2 separate regions of the Mus musculus genome follow, and region 2 is linked to region 1. The links are chromatin loops, found by intact Hi-C in ENCODE. Cell type or tissue: heart. All regions are shown on one strand. Each heading gives the region's core, and the rest is flanking DNA. Links, peaks and the distances in the headings are about the cores only. Region 1 overlaps Espl1 (extra spindle pole bodies 1, separase). Region 2 overlaps Csad (cysteine sulfinic acid decarboxylase).

What was found. A loop is a pair of places that touch in the nucleus more often than their neighbours do. Peaks named below come from ENCODE experiments on the same cell type or tissue, not always from the same donor. Only the 100,000 strongest peaks of a DNase experiment are listed, where the experiment ranks them.
Region 2: it touches region 1 in a loop (5-fold over the local background); 4 of 42 quality-filtered maps call a loop at or near these places.

The regions. Positions count from the first base shown.
Region 1 is chr15:102,311,685-102,320,012 of GRCm38, forward strand. Espl1 (extra spindle pole bodies 1, separase) reads left to right here. Exons shown (of 31, transcript NM_001014976.2): 14 at 731-902; 15 at 1,252-1,380; 16 at 1,499-1,655; 17 at 2,303-2,412; 18 at 3,504-4,492; 19 at 4,835-5,207; 20 at 5,366-5,527; 21 at 7,728-7,941; 22 at 8,019-8,209. Among named protein-coding and RNA genes, the nearest start is that of Pfdn5, 10 kb to the right of the region's middle. In heart, for the core only: a CTCF peak has its summit at 4,779 (motif pointing left); DNase peaks (open chromatin) are centred at 3,837, 4,436 and 4,737.
Region 2 is chr15:102,174,216-102,182,543 of GRCm38, forward strand. It overlaps Csad (cysteine sulfinic acid decarboxylase), which reads right to left. Exons shown (of 18, transcript NM_001359126.1): 12 at 5,756-5,872; 13 at 5,614-5,678; 14 at 5,306-5,387; 15 at 4,746-4,945; 16 at 4,566-4,617; 17 at 4,312-4,401; 18 at 2,783-3,571. The coding sequence ends at 3,398. Among named protein-coding and RNA genes, the nearest start is that of Zfp740, 25 kb to the right of the region's middle. In heart, for the core only: no CTCF peak of the experiment used is centred there; a DNase peak (open chromatin) is centred at 4,236.

The DNA of each region.
Region 1 (8,328 bases), core at 21-8,020:
CTGGGATGACTATCTCAAAAAGAGGAAATAGTGGTTTGGGTGGGAGGAGACAGTGGTCTAGGAAAATCCAGTAGGTTCCAAAAATTCTCAATTTTGCTCCAAATCACCTGTGAGCCTTGATCATCTCTACTTCTGTTCAAGCTCTAGTTTTTTTTATACATTTCTTTCTTTTTTATTAACTTTATGTATATGTATGTATGAGTGCACTGTCGCTGTGCTGATGGTTACGGTTGCTTGCTCGCTCCGGCTTAAAGATTTATTTATTATATCTAAGTACACTGTAGCTGTCTTCAGACACACCAGAAGAGGGTGTCAGATCTCATTACCGATGGTTGGGAGCCACCATGTGGTTGCTGGGATTTAAACTCAGGACCTCTGGAAGAACAGTCAGTGCTCTTAACTGTTGAGCCATCTCTCCAGCCCCAAATTCTAGGGTTTTTTTAGGGGTTGTTGTTGTTGTTTTTCCATTCTTTTTGTTTGTTTGTTTGGGGTTTTGTTTTGTTTTGTTTTTCGAGACAGGGTTTTTCTGTATAGCCCTGGCTGTCTTAGAACTCACTTTATAGGCCAGGCCTCGAACACAGAAATCCGCCTGCCTCTGCCTCCCGAGTGCTTGGATTAGAGGTGTGCGCCTCCACGCCTGGCTTGTTTTTCATTCTTGAAGGCAGAGATTTGCACCCCAGACCTCTAGGGGCATCTATAGCTTATGTGACTTTTCTTTCTTCCTTCCTAGGTAACTGCAGGCGTTTCTTTGTTGCTTTCTGTGCTTCGGGATCCTGCCCTCCAGAAGTCATCTAAGGCTTGGTACTTGCTACGTGTCCAGGCCCTGCAAGTTCTGGCTTTTTACCTCAGTCTCTCGTCCAACCTCCTCTCAAGTGCCCTGCGTGAGCAGCTCTGGGATCAAGGTGAGAGAATGGGGCTGCTGGCTTTCTTGGGTATGGTCATGATTTCTTGTGCTGGTGATTTTTCTTTGCAGCCATCTGCCCGTGCTGTCAAGCTTGTCAAGCCACCTACCTGGAACCTGCCTGTGCCTGTGGCAGCAAACGTTTTCACCTCAGCTGCTCCCTGTAATAATCCCTTGGCCAGCAGCTGCTTGGAATGTTAGAATAAAAGGGATCTTAGAGGGAAAGAGCTCTGTGTTCAATTAGTTCTGTCTACCCATGGTGCAGAAGGAAGAGTGCCTTGTGTTTGCTATCTTAGTTGAAGGTCTAGGCTTGCTGTTGTAATCATCTCTGCCCACCTCTTCCACACCAGGCTGGCAGACCCCGGAGACGGCGCTGATTGATGCCCACAAGCTCCTCAGAAGCATCATCATTCTGCTCATGGGAAGTGATGTGCTCTCCATTCAGAAAGCAGCCACCGAGTCGCCCTTTCTGGACTACGGTGAGTCAGGAGGAGAGCAGGTCCCTGTGGGATTGCACACACCAGTTGTGATGGCTGTTGTGTTTCCGGTGAATCCGACTGTGGCTCCACATTGATGTCTGTCTTTCATTCACCGCAGGTGAGAATCTGGTGCAAAAATGGCAGGTTCTCACAGAGGTGCTGACCTGCTCGGAGAGGCTGGTCGGCCGCCTGGGTCGCCTGGGGAACGTGAGTGAGGCCAAGGCCTTTTGCTTGGAGGCCCTAAAACTTACGACTAAGCTGCAGATACCTCGACAGTGAGTACGAGGACCAGTGCTGGCTCCTGCCATGTGCTTTTGAGTGTGGATTCCCCAGTGATTATAGAAACTCCATGTTATATCTAGAGAGATTGGTGGGAGAAGGCTAAGCAGGAAATGCTGAGATAATCAAGGTTAGAAGCTCATATGCCTGATAAATCTGTAAAGGACAACTAGTATACTCTCTGCCTTTGCTTAAGCGTTCGTCCTCATGCGGCTTGGTAAGGAGCTCGGTTGGGATTACCTGAAGTGTGATTTGGGATGAGACTGTTAGAGCAACACTTCTCAAACTGTGGGTCCTGACCCCTTTGTGGGCTTGAACGACCCTTTTCATAGGGGTAGCATACCAGATATCCTGCATGTTAGATATCTAAATTATGATTCATAACAGTAGCAAAACTACAGTTATGAAGTAGCAATGAAAATAACTTCATGGTTGGGGGTCACCACAACATGAGGCACTGTGTTAAAGGGCTGCAGCGTTAGGAAGGTTGGGAACTGTTGGTATAGAACGTTTCTACCAGAGAGGCTGTAAGTCAGTTTATGGACTCGGCAAAAGATGTGGAGGCCTGGGCCTGGGAAAGGGTAAGGAGAGACTTCGAGGTAAACGGTAGTCCACTGACTGGTTCTCATCCCCTCCTCACAAGGTGTGCCCTGTTCCTTGTACTGAAGGGTGAGCTGGAGCTGGCCCGGGGTGACATTGACCTCTGTCAGTCAGACTTGCAGCAGGTTCTCTTCTTGCTCGAGTCTTCCACAGGTAAGCTACCAAGTTCTCTCCCAAACTTGGTGGGGAGAGTTCATATTACAGCATTTACAATATATGGAAAGGTTTGGATGCATTCTAGTCAGACAGGTTTTCTGGTTCTACACAATACTGACTTCAGCTCGACCATTACTGTCTGTGTCGTGTCTCCCCCCCCCCCCCCAACCCCCAGTGCCCTCCCAAGTCCCCAGTGGTCCCCCAAACCCCCAGTGGTCCCCCCCCCAGAGCAAATCTGCACAGGCTGAATTTTCATGTTGCTACTATGATGACTTCGGCCTCTTTCTTTCTTTTGTTCTTTCTCTCTTTCTTTCTTTTGAAACAAGGTCTTTCTGAGTAGTCCTGGCTGGCCTGAACTCACTAGTTAAACCAGCTAGTGAGCTTTAAACCATGAGCTTTAAACTCATGGAGATAACCACATCTGTCTCTGTCTCCCCAGTGTGGTGACACATGTCTCCCCAGTGTGGTGACACATGTCTCCCCAGTGTGGTGACACATGTCTTCTATTCCATGATTCTGGAGGCAGATCTCTAGGAGTTCCAGGCCAGCCAAAGCCTTGTAAGGAGACCCTGACTCAAAAAACAACCAAGCAAAATAACTATTTTAGGGCTGACAAGATGGCTCAGAGCCATTAAGCCTGACATCTTGAGCCACGTAGTGGGATGAAGAAAGCTCTTTAAAAGCTGTTCTCTTAACTCCTACATGTATGTGTGGCACGATCATGTTCACACACACTAATTTTTTTAACAAAGGATTATTTGTGGGCTGGAGATTAAAGGTATGTGCCACGATGCCCAGCTTGTCCATATTCTTACCTGTGTCACCTTGTGTGCACCTTCTCTAACCCAGGTAGGAACACAGCTTTGAGGTATAGGAGTGGCGTGTGGACTAGACTGTTGATCCCTTGTTGAGTGGGAAGAAAAAACTAGGGTTTTGGTTTTTTGTTTTTCTTTTTTTGTATGTTACATAGGTACTCTGAGTAATTTGTAAGTAAATAGTGCATACAGTTGTGGGGTTGAGCCCTGAGGTAGGTAGAGCTCTTGAGACCATTTCTCAGTGTTGTAACTTGTGATCTGTCCTCTCCCTAGAGTTTGGTGTTGTGACCCAGCATCCAGACTCAGTGAAGAAGGTGCACACGCAGAAAGGGAAGCATAAGGCTCAAGGCCCATGTTTCCCACCCCTGTCAGAGGAGGAGCCCTTCCTGAAAGGTCCTGCCCTTGAGCTGGTGGACACTGTGCTCAACGAACCTGGTCCCATCCAGTCCTCTGTAAACTCCTCCCCAGTCCTGAAAACCAAGCCACCACCCAACCCTGGCTTCCTGTCTCACTTGCCCAGCTGTGACTGCTTACTGTGTGCCAGCCCTGCCCTCTCAGCAGTCTGTCTGCGCTGGGTGCTGGTCACTGCCGGAGTGAGGCTGGCCACCGGTCACAAAGCTCAGGGTCTGGATCTGCTGCAAGCTGTGCTGACGCGTTGCCCTGCAGCCACCAAGCGCTTCACACAGAGTCTCCAAGCTTCTCTGAATCACAGAACAACCCCCTCTTGTGTTCCCAGCCTCTTTGATGAGATCATGGCTCAAGTGTACACGCACTTGGCATTGGAGTTCCTGAATCAGACATCTGAAAAGAGCCTGGGGAAGGTCCTGGCGTCGGGGCTGAAGTTTGTGGCAACACGGATACAGAGCTTGGAGATCTGGAGAGCCCACCTGCTCTTGGTTCAGGCCCTTGCAAAGCTGGCCCACTTCAGCTGCTGTACTTCCGAACTCTTTGCAAGCTCCTGGGGCTGGCACCCACCATTAGTAAAAAGTCTGCCAGTCTTAGAGCCTGCTAAAATTCGGAGACAAAAATGCTCTGGACGGGGCCGCCGGCGGATAGCCTCTGTTCCCCCACCCCTCCATAACAGCTCTCAGAAAGGTCTGGAAGAGGAAGGGCCACCTTGTACCCCTAAGCCTCCAGGTCGGGCTAGGCAAGCTGGCCCTCGTGTCCCTTTCACCATATTTGAAGAAGTCCACCCCACCAAGAGCAAGCTCCAGGTTCCCTTGGCTCCCAGGGTCCACAGGCGGGCCCAGACTCGCCTCAAGGTAAGGATTGTGGCATGAGGATGGTTTTGTACAGAGCATAGGCCTTGTCGATGAGCTCCCAGCCAAGAGGAGGGTCGTCTGTCTGCAGCACACCACACCCTGGTCCCTCTCAGTTGTGGCCTTTGTTTCTCCCTTTCCTTCTGTCCCTCTGTTGTCCTTCCTCTCCATCTTCTGTTGCTTCCTCTTGCAAACTGAGACCATGGGCTTTTGAGTGGCAAGTGCTGTGGGAAGTCAGTTCTGACCTCATCAGAGGCCTGCGAGTGCCTCCATAGTGCCACCTGCTGTTTGAACCTGTTGTTGAGCATCTCATGGCCTTTGTTTCTCCCTTTCCTTCTGTCACAGGTGATCTTCAGTGATGACAGTGACCTGGAAGACCTTGTCTCAGCTGACACACAACTTGTAGAGGAGCCTAAGAGGCGAGGGACTGCTTCCCGTACCCGGGGCCAAACTAGGAAGGGACGTAGCTTAAAGACAGATGCGGTGGTTGCTATAGAAAGTACCCCTGGACATTCCAGTGTCAGTGGGAGGACTCGGAGGGCCAGGAAGGTGGCTTCAAGAAATTGTGAAGAAGAGAGTCCCAAAGCACCCCTCTGTGTCTGGGCCAGCCAGGGACCCGAGATCATGAGAAGTATCCCTGAAGAGGAGCCAGTGGACAACCATCTGGAAAAAAGCTTCGAGATTCTCAGGGGTTCTGATGGGGAAGACTCGGCCTCAGGTAGGACTTCAAGGGCAAGAAGCAGAAGGCACGTGTTCTGAAGTGTTTGTCGGGTGTCCCTGGGACCAAAACTTAAGAAATAACAGTACCAGTGCCCAGAAGGAAAACCCTTTGCTACCTCTGGGGAGGAAGCATGAAAAGCAGTGGTGTCTCCCCAGGTGAGAAGGCGGCAGCTGCAGACACTGGTCTACCCGTAGGAGAGTGTGAGGTGTTGAGACGGGACTCCAGCAAGGCAGAGAGACCTGTCTTGTACTCAGACACGGAGGCCAATAGTGACCCTAGTCCTTGGCTCCCACCCTTCTCAGTTCCTGCACCCATTGGTGAGTATGCGGACTACTGAGCTTAGATTACCCAGAGGGCTGAGCCAGCTCTCTTAGTTTTCTATCCTTTTTCAGGAGGCACACTTTTAAAGGACTTTTTTTTTTTTTTTTTTTGACATATAATCTCATGTAGTCCAGGGTGGCTTGTGGGATTACAGGTATCATCACATCTAGCGCTTGCTCGTGCTCGCTCGCTCTCGCTCTCTCTCTCTCTCTGTTGGGGGGTGCTGCATGTGTGTCATTTGTGTGCACACGTGTGTAGAGGCCAGAAGGGGACATGGAGTGTCTTTCTCGCTTGCTTTTGCTCGCTGATGGAGTGGCTGCAGCCCCGGGGCTGTACTTGTTTCTGCCTCCTTAGCACTGGAGTTATAGGTGTAACTATATCTGTGCCTGGCTGCTGAGCATCTAAGCCTTTGGCTCCCCAGTGCTGGGATTGAAGGCTCAGCTTTTCATTTATTTGGGAAGAAAGTGGCATTTGCATACCTGTCTGACCTGAGGAGGTCAGAGGGCACCTTTGGGAGTCGCGGTACTCCTCTTTACCCACTGAATCATCTGGTTGGGGATCCTTGCTTTGCTTTTGAGATGGAATCTCATGTAGCTCAGGCAGGCCTTGAACTCCTAATCCTCCTGCCTCAGCCTTTCATGTGCTGGGACTAACCTGCATGTACTACCACACCCCAAAGGCTCAGCTTTTTTTTTTTAAAGACTTTCTCTTTTCATTTTATTTATTTATTTATTTATTTATTTATTTATTTATTTTGGTTTTTCGAGACAGGGTTTCTCTATGTAGCCCTGGCTGTCCTGGAACTCACTTTGTAGACCAGGCTGGCCTCAAACTCAGAAATCCGCCTGCCTCTGCCTCCCAAGTGCTGGGATTAAAGGTGTGTAACACCACGCCTGGCTTTTTTTTTTTTTTTTTTTTAAGATTTACTTATTTATTTATAATAAGTACACTGTAGCTGTCTTCAGACACTCCAGAAGAGGGGGCCAGATCATGTTACAGATGGTTGTGAGCCACCATGTGGTTGCTGGGATTTGAACTCAGGACCTGTGGAATAGCAGTCCATCCTCTTAACCGCTGAGCCATCTCTCCAGCCCCAAAGGCTCAGCTTTTAAAAAATTTATTTTTTGAGACAAGGTGTAATATAGCTTCCACTGGTCTGGAATTTTCTATGTAGCCAAGGCTTATCTACCAAATGGTAAGAATATATGCCTACACCACTATGCCAGGCTTTTTCTTTTTCCTCTAGTTTATATATATATACACCACACACACATACACACTGTCGCTGTCTTCAGACACACCAGAAGAGAGCATCAGATTCTATTACAGATGTTTGTGAGCCACCATGTGGTTACTGGGAATTGAACTCAGGACCTCTGGAAGAGCAGTCAGTGCTCTTAACCGCTGAGCCATCTCTCCAGCCCCTTTCCTCTGATTTTTTTGAGGCATTATGTCACTGTGGTCCCAGCTGGCCCGGAATTTGAGAATATTGATCCTCAGTTTCTAAAAGTGCTGGGATTAGAGGCTCAGCCATCCCTGTGTCTCCCAAACTGTCTAGATCCAGCAGCCTCTGAGCCTGGTTGGATTCTGCATTTTATGTAAGAGACTTAGTCTGCCTGCACTTTTGTCTTTTTAGTACAAAGGGTCTTTGGGGAGGACAGGGCGCAGTGAAGCAGTGAGGAGATGTCCTGGCTCAGTCCCTTGGATGCAGCATCTGCTCTTCATGGAAGGTGGGGCTGGGACTCCCTGGAAGTTCCTAGTAATTAAGAAGCAGGATGCGGGCTGGAAAGATGGCTCAGCGGTTAAGAGCACTGACTGCTCTTCCAAAGGTCCCGAGTTCAAATCCCAGCAACCACATGGTGGCTCACAACCATCTGCAATGAGATCTGATACCCTCTTCTGGTGTGTCTGAAGACAGCTACAGTATACTCATATATAATAATAAGAAATAAATCTTAAAAAAAAAAAAAAAAAAGAAGCAGGATGTGCTGGGTGTGGTAGCTCACGCCACTAATCTCAGCACTTGGGAGGCAGAGGCAGGCGAATTTCTGAGTTTGAGACCAGCCTGGTCTACAGAGTGAGTTCCAGGACAGCCAGGGCTATACAGAAAAACCCTGTCTCGAAAAACAAAACAAAACAAAAAAGAAGAAGAAGAAGCAGGATGCCCATCGTAGCAATAATCTGACTTCTTTCTAGATCTTTCTACCCTGGATTCCATTTCTGACTCATTGAGCATTGCTTTCCGTGGTGTTAGTCACTGCCCTCCAAGTGGGCTCTATGCTCACCTCTGCCGCTTCTTGGCCCTGTGTCTGGGCCACCGAGATCCTTATGCCACTGCGTTCCTTGTTGCTGAGTCTATCTCCATCACCTGCCGTCACCAGCTGCTCACCCACTTGCACCGACAGCTCAGGTGAGGGCTTGCCGTCTGCTGGGTAAAATGGGTAAACTGCCTGAAAGGAGCCAGACTCATTCTTGTGTTGTCTACAGCAAGGCCCAGAAGCAGCAAGAATCACCTGAACTGGCAGAGCATCTGCAGAGGCTGGACCTGAAGGAGAGGCCCGGAGGTGTCCCACTGGCCCGTATCCAGCGCCTCTTTTCCTTTAAGGCTTTGGGATCTGGCTGCTTCCCCCAGGCAGAGAAGGAGAGTTTCCAGGAGCGCCTGGCTCTGATCCCTAGTGGTATAGTATCTGCTTTTGCCTGTATCCTGTCTTTTATACATTTAGTTGAAGGGCTGAGTAGATGAGCTTAAGATATTGCTTAGTTTACCTGGCCTTGTGCCCTTTGTCATCTTTTCCTT
Region 2 (8,328 bases), core at 118-8,117, 140 kb before region 1:
AAAATTAACTATCATGGGCTGGAGAGATGGCTCAGCAGTTAAGAGCACTGAGTGTTCTTCCAGAGGGTCTGAGTTCAATTTCCAGCAACCACATGGTGGCTCACAACCAACTGTAATGGGATCCAATGCCCTTCTGGTGTGTCGGAAGACAGTGGCAGTACTCACATATATAAAATATTTTTTTAAATTAACTATCACAACAATAACCCTCTAACTACAATGAATAGGAAAAAGAGAGAAAATATAATCATCAACTATCAGAAATAAAGGTGGCAATACTACAGACCCTACAGAAGTGATACTACAGACCCTATAGTAGCAATACTACAGACCCTACAGAAGTGATACTACAGACCCTATAGTAGCAATACTACCGACCCTGCAGACCCTGACAGGACTAAAGAAACAAGTCTATGTCAATAAGCCCTTCAGCCCAGTTGAAGTAGAAAGGTTTAAGTTTTTAAATGTTATATATTTATTTTACATATGTGTCACAGTGTGGGAATGGGGTTTCTCCTTTTACCATGTGGGTCTTGTTGATTGAACTCAGGTCATCAAGCTTGGCAGCAAGTGCCTTCAGCAGCTAAGCCATCTTACTGGCCTGACAAATTTATTTATTTAATTTAATTTAATTTTTTTGAGAAGTTCTCATTATGTGGGCTTGGCTGGCTTAGAGTTAGCTAGCTACGTGGACTAGGCTGGCCAAGAAATCACAGGGATCCACCTGCCTCTGCCTCTTGAGTGCTGGAAATTAAAGGTACATACAATTATGTCCAGCTCCAACAAATTTCTTAAAAACAAACAAACAAAAACTACAAGTTAATAAAAATGAAACAATCTCAATAGCCTTATCAATTAACTAACTGGATTTTTTTTTCTTTTGAGACAAGATCTTATTATGTACCCATGCTAGACTGGATCTCTATATAGACCAGGCTGGCCTTGAACTCAGAGATCTTCTTGCCTCTGCCTCCTGTGTGCTAAGACATGATCCATCATAACTAGATGTAAAAAAAAAAGTGCATGCATGTACAGATGCATATACATACATACATCTTTAAAATTATTTACCGTGTGTGTGTCTGTGTGTGTAAGAACACCCATGCCATAGCATGCATATACAGTTAGTGAACGACCGCCAGGAACCAGTTCTCTCTTCAAACTGTTGGCTCTGAGATTCAAGCTCAGGTTATTTCACTTGGCAAGAACCACCTTTACCTAATGAGACATCTCAACAGCCCCAGGAGCAGACAGACTATTTAATGTATATTGTAAGAAAAAGCCGAAAACAGGCCATAAAGAACTATGTGGACAGGCACAGTGGTGCAGCCTTTAGTCCCAGCACTTGGGAGGCAGAGGCAAAGGCAAATGCATCACTGTGAGTTCGAGGTCAATCTGGTCGACAAAGTGAGTTATAGGACAGCCAGGGCTGCACACAGTGAGACCCTGTCTGAAAAAAATTTCAATTAAATAAAGTAACTCAATATGCATTCTAATTATGTTGGTAGTGGAGTGTGTGGTTAAAATATACTCTACGAATACTGTCAAAATTGAGCCATCAGGCTAAATCCCCGTACTATGCGGAAAATTCCAGTCTAGAGATCATCACCGTGTTCTATCTCGGCTCAGAGGCCCAGGCGGCTCTGCCTCAGTCTCTGTCGCCCTGAGGCTTTTGGGTGGCTGAGAGATGCAAGAGCGCAGCATGTCCTGGAGGCTGAAACCGGATCATCTGAGGACAGAGCTGTGAAGGTCACCTGCAGGAGTGGCCGCCTCTAAAGGGAGGCTGGAGAACACAACTGCCCGGTGTTCTTGGGGCACTGCAGGTCCTCAGGTGGAGCACGGATCTGGGCCGAGAAGCACAGCAGAAGCCTCAACTGGGAGCCTCTTGAACAGTGGTAAAGGCAAGCACGGCAAGCACTTTACCACTGAAGTACCCCTCAGCCCATAAGGGCTCTGTGCAAAGCGTTTGCCTAGCAGTCTAGTTGCCTTAGTTTTGAGCAGGCTACAACCCTGGCTCTTTTTTGTTTGCTTGTTTTGTTTTAATGAGGATTTTTACAAGTAGCAGGGCCGGGCATAGCAGCAAAAAATGGCACTCATGTGGAATGCAGGAGGATCAGGAGTTCAAGGCCAGCATAGGTTAGGTGAGGCCTTGCCTCAAAAAAAACACAAAACAATAAACCTGATGTAGTGACGTGTGCCTGTAATCCCAGGAGAGGTGAAGGCAGGAGGGTCAGAAGTATATAGCTAGCTCAAAACAAACAAAACATAGACAGACAGACAGACAGACAGGCAGACAGGCAGGCGGGCTGAGATATGGTGCTCGTACCTGGAATCACAGCATTCAGGAAGCTACTGAGGCAGGAGAAGGTATGAAGCTAGTTAGCCTGGGCTACACAGTGAGTTAAGGATAGCTTGAGCTACAGAGTGAGACAGTTTCAAAACACTAGGGGAGGTAAGAAGATGGGGTTCTTATTTCCAGATAAAATCTGGGCCTGTCTTCCTTCCTCCTTCCTTCTTACTAGGTCTCGCTGTGTGGCTCTGGCTGGCTGGACCTCACAGAGGTTTATCTGCCTCTGCCTCTCAGTGCTGGGTTTAAAGGTGCCATGCCTGCCTGTTTTGTTTCTGATATCCCAAGGTGCTATTACATATGACTGACCCCACCCTGAGGCGTCTCTCCCACTACGATTCTGAGTAGAGACGATATCTCTCATGTACTTTCTGTTTGCTTGCTTCAAGTTCTCTATTGTTTAGTTAGAAATAAAGCTTTAAAACATACCAAAATATAATGGAAACCGCAGCTTTATTGTCCTATTTCAGAAGTATGTGATGTTGTTACACAATAAAATGGGGAAGCACAAAAGGTCTGAGAGGTTGATTTGGGAATAACCTAATATCCCGTTCCAGGGAAAACTGCTGACCTTTGGCACAGTTCCACCGACAGCCTTTTCCTATGTGATTTTTAGCCTAACTCAGATACTGTGATTCATAAACTCATATCCAGCTTTTCAATACATTGTACCATTTCTCTCATATTAATAAAAATTCTTTATAAACATAATTTTAATGAAAAATATTTCTTTTTTTCTTTTCTTTTTTTCTTTTTGAGACAGTTTCTCTGTGTAGCCCAGCTCTGTAGTCCAGGCTGGCCTCAAACTGGCTGCTTCTGTCCCCCCAATGCTGGTAGTAAAGGTGTGTGCCCCTGTGCCCAACTTAATAAAAGCATATTTCGTAAGAACATACTGTAGTGTGTTTAGACACCTTCCTGACAGCCAATACTTAGCTGGGAGAGTGAGTGTGTGGGAGCACACACAGTCAAGGCCACTGTTTCCTAGAAAGGTCGATTTTGAGAACCCAGGAGACTACGCAGAGCTTGGGTGGGGCAGAGAGCAGAAGCAGCTCACAGGTCCTGGCCCAGGAGCTCCAGCTCGCCCAGAAGGAAATCTATATCGGCCTGGGCCAGTATGGGGTTGGCCACCACCATTCGGAAGAAGTTGGCCCGGGTCCCATGGGGCTGGTAGCCAATCATCATGGTCCCCTTCTTCACCATGCGCTCCTTGAGCACAGGGGCCACCTGTGGGTAGCAGAGGGAGAGCTGAAGCAGCCGGCCCAGCTCCCTGCGCCGTCCCCACACCTCTGCGGCACACTCACTGCTCACACTCCTTTCCCACCACATGTAACCTGAGTGGCCTTCTCCGAACCCTGCTTTCTTCCTCTGTCTCCTCTCTCTAGGAAAGTTGGAGCTGGGAACCACCGAGCCAGACCTGTCTCTGATATTCAGCACTGCTACTCCCAGCCTCAATACCTTCTCCCCCCCTTAGTTCCCGGCATATTTCTGAGCTGTGCCATGTAATCTAGAGGTAACTTACCAAGCCGCCTTGAACACAAGTGTACACAGGGGACACCACCTCTGCAGTGACAGCCCCAGGAGGGCAGGGCGTTGATGTTCCTGCAGGTTACTGAGGCTGCCAGCACTAACCCATTCTTAGGAGTAAGGATATAACATATCCCCCTGCCTCTGCAAGCCTATCTGGGATGATGAGCTATTCCTGATCTGTCTTTGGCCTTAGTTCCAGCACAGACATCTGCGTGGTGCACGCTGGTGACTTCCTCTGGTAACCCCATCTCTGTTTCCTTTCTTTCCAGAAATATATTTTTCTCCCTACCTGCCCCCCATTAAAAATGAGGGTAAGGAGGTGCCTGCCATCTCAATAGGCAGGAATATGCAATACCAGGCAGAGCCAGCAGAGGGCAGAAACATACCTGCTGCTTAGTTCCTGGAACTGGGTTACCAGAGGGCAAAGACTAGACTACCTGAGACAGCCTTTGGCTGTAATCTGGACTCTCCTTCTTCCCCCGAAGGCTGGGAGGCACAAACCAGAAGCACACGTTGACGAACTCGGGCTGAGGGGAGGGATGAGGGAGGCATGAGTTGGGGAAGGAAGGGAGGGAGGAAGGAAGGAAAGAAGGGGTTGTTTCCCTGTCTTTGCTCCTGGTCCTTTATGAGGCTTCATGTCTGGAACAAGGTGGGGGCTGGGAGAGGCATTCAAAGGAGCCAGGAGTCCTACCTCCATTACCAACTCAAATCCTTCCCGCTTTTTAATCTCCTCCACCAAGTACCTGGGGGGAAAGGGTAAGAAAGCACACATGGGGGAAAGGAGGCAACAGGGAGGCGGGGGAGGCCTACAGAGGCCCCAGGAAGGCCATGGAGAGTGGAAGAGAAGGCGATCTGGGTCCTTCATGCTTACCGGGTGAGAGCAAAGGCCTGGTCGATGCGCCGCTCCAACCCCTGCCCACCCTGTGCCTTCCACATGAGCCATAGCTTCAGACAGTCCACGCGGCGGCCACACTGCACCACTTTGTCTCCGGTGTCCAGAGCCACATCGTAGAACTTGTCTTGCTGGAAGAGGTAGCTGGCCTGGGATCCATGGCAGCGCTTGAGCAGGTTCTGTGGGGAGGAAGCTATCAGCAGGTCGTCCTGAGGCGCTACGCAGCAGGGTCTCAGCTCAGTCTCCTCTCTCCTCCCTGGAGTTAGCAGCACTGAGGCAGCTGCCTGCCAACACAAGAGCTCTTCCCAAATTCCGCCCCAGATCCCTCCGACCATAAGAACAAGACAGAAATCCTTTCTGTCCCATGGAAACAATTCCCTGGGCACATGGAGCTCAACACGGGGTTAGGGTGGTCAGAGAGGTGTGGCTTCGGCTGGGAGAGCTAAGGGAGCACGTTAAGGCCCAGAACTCTCTGGTGAGACAGATAAACTAGGGTCTAGAGAAAGGAAGGCTGGGGTCTGGAACCAGGGCAGACCCACCGAGGTGTCCCGGAGAAGAAGAGCGGAGCACTGCAGCCCTGCGGCGAGAAGCTTGTGAGGGTTCCAGGCCACAGAGTCAGCCCTGGGTAAGACAAGGCAAAGCTGGGTCAGTGGCTCCTCCAATCAAGATCAAGGTCAAGGGTACCCTTCCCCTACAGCCAGGAAGAATTCCCATAATTACCCTCCCTCTAATCCAAAATCAATCATCTGTCCGTGTCCCATCTCACCCTCCCCAGGCTCCCTTGTTTGTGGCTATCCTGAGAACCAAGGGTTGGAAGGGAGGGGTTTGGGAGGGAGGCCATATGCACCTCTGGATCCCATCCAGGAGATGCCTGTGTGTCCGAGACAGCAGGACGCTCCCACCCCAGGCAGCCTGTGGAGCAGGAGGAACAGCGTGGGTCTTGGCCTCAGCGTAGCCCACCCTACCCCCGTGACCCAAGTCTCACTCACATCCACATGGAACCACAGTCCGTGTCGCTGGCAAACATCGGCAATTGCATCCAGGGGGTCAAAGGCCCCTAGCACGGTGGTACCAGAGGTGGCACTGACCAGAAATGGCACAGAGCCCTGTGGCCAAAAGGTAGAGGAAAAAGAAGCTGTGGAGTCATTGTTAGAACTGGTCAGAGGCTGTTGCTAGGCCCTGAGCTCTCTGCACGCCTTTCCCAACGCTGAGTCAGCCTCCTCTGAAGTCTGCAGGCAGCGGACGCTACATCTCAGCGGAACCTAGGTTTACCTATCTCCATGGCTTATGCTCTTTCAAAAACTTTTAATGTTGGGCTGGAACGACAGATCGACCAGCGAAGTGACTAGTTTGCAGGTATGTGGTGGACCTAAGTTCCATCCCCAGAATCTATGTAAAAAAAAAAAATAAGGTGAGGTATGGTGGTGGCACGTGCCTGTAAACCCAGCTCCAGGGAGCCAGAGATAGGCAGGCCCTGGGGCTTGCTGGACAGCCAGCCTCATCCAGCTGGTGAGCTCCAGGCCGGTGAATGAACACCTCAAAAACAAGGTGGATGACTCCTGAGTGCAACACCAGAGGTTGATATTAGGGTTCCACATGCACACCATGACATACGTACACAAACACGCAGACTCAGGAACACACATGCACATGAACACACACACCTACGAACATGAGCATGTAATATCTCCCCCCGCCCTTTTTCTTTTCTTTTTTTTCCCTCAGAGCTGAGGACCAAACCCAGGGCTCTATCGCTGAGCTAAATCCCCAACCCCAACATGTAATGTCTTACTGAAGGTCAAACACTACTGAAAAGCCCCCGTACTACAAAAGTCCATACTAACATCGGATTAGTAATTAAAAATAAAATTAAACTACTACAGAGAAAAGTCCAAGCACAGATAGGTTCACGGATGAATTCTCTCTAACATTTAAAAGGATGTACACTGCTGGGTGGAGGGAGAGGTGGCTCAGCAGCTGAAAGCACTGGAGAACCCACACACACATATAAAATAAATTTAAAGTAAATCTTGTAACAATAAAAGCATTGTCTGCTCTTCCAGGGGACCCAGGTTCAAGCTCCCGCATGACAACTCATAACTGTGTGTAAATCCAGTCTCAGAGGATCCAACACCCTCTTCTGGCTTTCCTGAGAGCCAGGCACACACATTGACACACAGATACACATACATACAGGAAAATCACACACACACACACACACACACACACACAAAAGCAAAATTAAAAACAATGAACAGGTAATACTAGCTCACAACTATCTCTTCCCCCTAAACAGAATACATAAAACCAACCAGAGCTGGAGACAGACAGCTCAGAACAAGAGCACATGCCTACCTGGGCTCCCACACCAAACGAACAAAATGCAAACAGCAACAAGAAGACACACTGTCAACTGTGTGTACACACACTGGTCAACTGTGTGTATACAGTGAAACATGAGCCCAAACATGACACCAAGAGGCAGGTGTGACAGTGCACACATGCAATCCCAGCATCTGGGAAGCAGAGGCAGGCAAGTCTCTGTGAATTCAAGGCCAGCCTGGTCTCCACTGACAGCTCTGGGACAGCAAGAACCACATAGTGAGACCCTGTCTCAAAAATGAAGAGAAGCTAAGAAAATAATCTCCTGTGGCAAGGCCTGGTGGCACTGGCCTATAATCTCAGCTATTCAAGCAGTTGAGGAAGACTGACAAGTTTAAAACCAGCAAGAGATACATAGAGAAACCCTGTCTCAAAGAACATCAATCAGTCAATCAACTAGTTAATTAATTAAAGTTCCAAAGTGAGCTATGGAGCGCTCAGTGATGGAGCACTTGCTTGAAATGTCCGCTGCCCACCACCCCACGTATACACACAACGCTACAGGAAGCCAAAGGACTGGCAAGCGTGGTACCCCGCTTCATTAAATTATGCTATGTGTGATGGTGCACACCTCTCAGCATGTGAGAGGCAGAAGCAGATGGTTATATTTGAGTTCAAGGCCAGCCAGATATAAATTCCAGGCCATTGAGGGAGGGCTACAAAGTTAAACTCTGTCTCACAAAATAAAAAATAAAGACAAAAATAACGTGAATGATGAGGAAGTGGGTAGATGGCTCAGCAGTTACAAGCACCTGCTACTGCTGAAGACCTGCAGTTAGTTAATCCTAGTGCCCACCCCGATGATGATGACTTATAACTACCTATAACACTAGTTCCAGGGAATCCAACACCCACTTCTGGTCTCCATGGGCACTGTGCTCACATGCATGCCCATGCACAGTCACACATAAAGAAAATTAAAATTAAAAACGAGCCTTTAAAAATTTTAAATAGCCAGCAGTGGTGGCGCACGCCTTTAATCCCAGAACTTGGGAGGCAGAGGCAGGCAGATTTCTGAGTTCGAGGCCAGCCTGGTCTACAGAGTGTGTTCCAGGACAGCCAGGGATACACAGAGAAACCCTGTCTTGAAAAACCAATAAATAGGGCTGGTGAGATGGCTCAACAGGTAAGAGCACCCGACTGCTCTTCCGAAGGTCCAGAGTTCAAATCCCAGCAACCA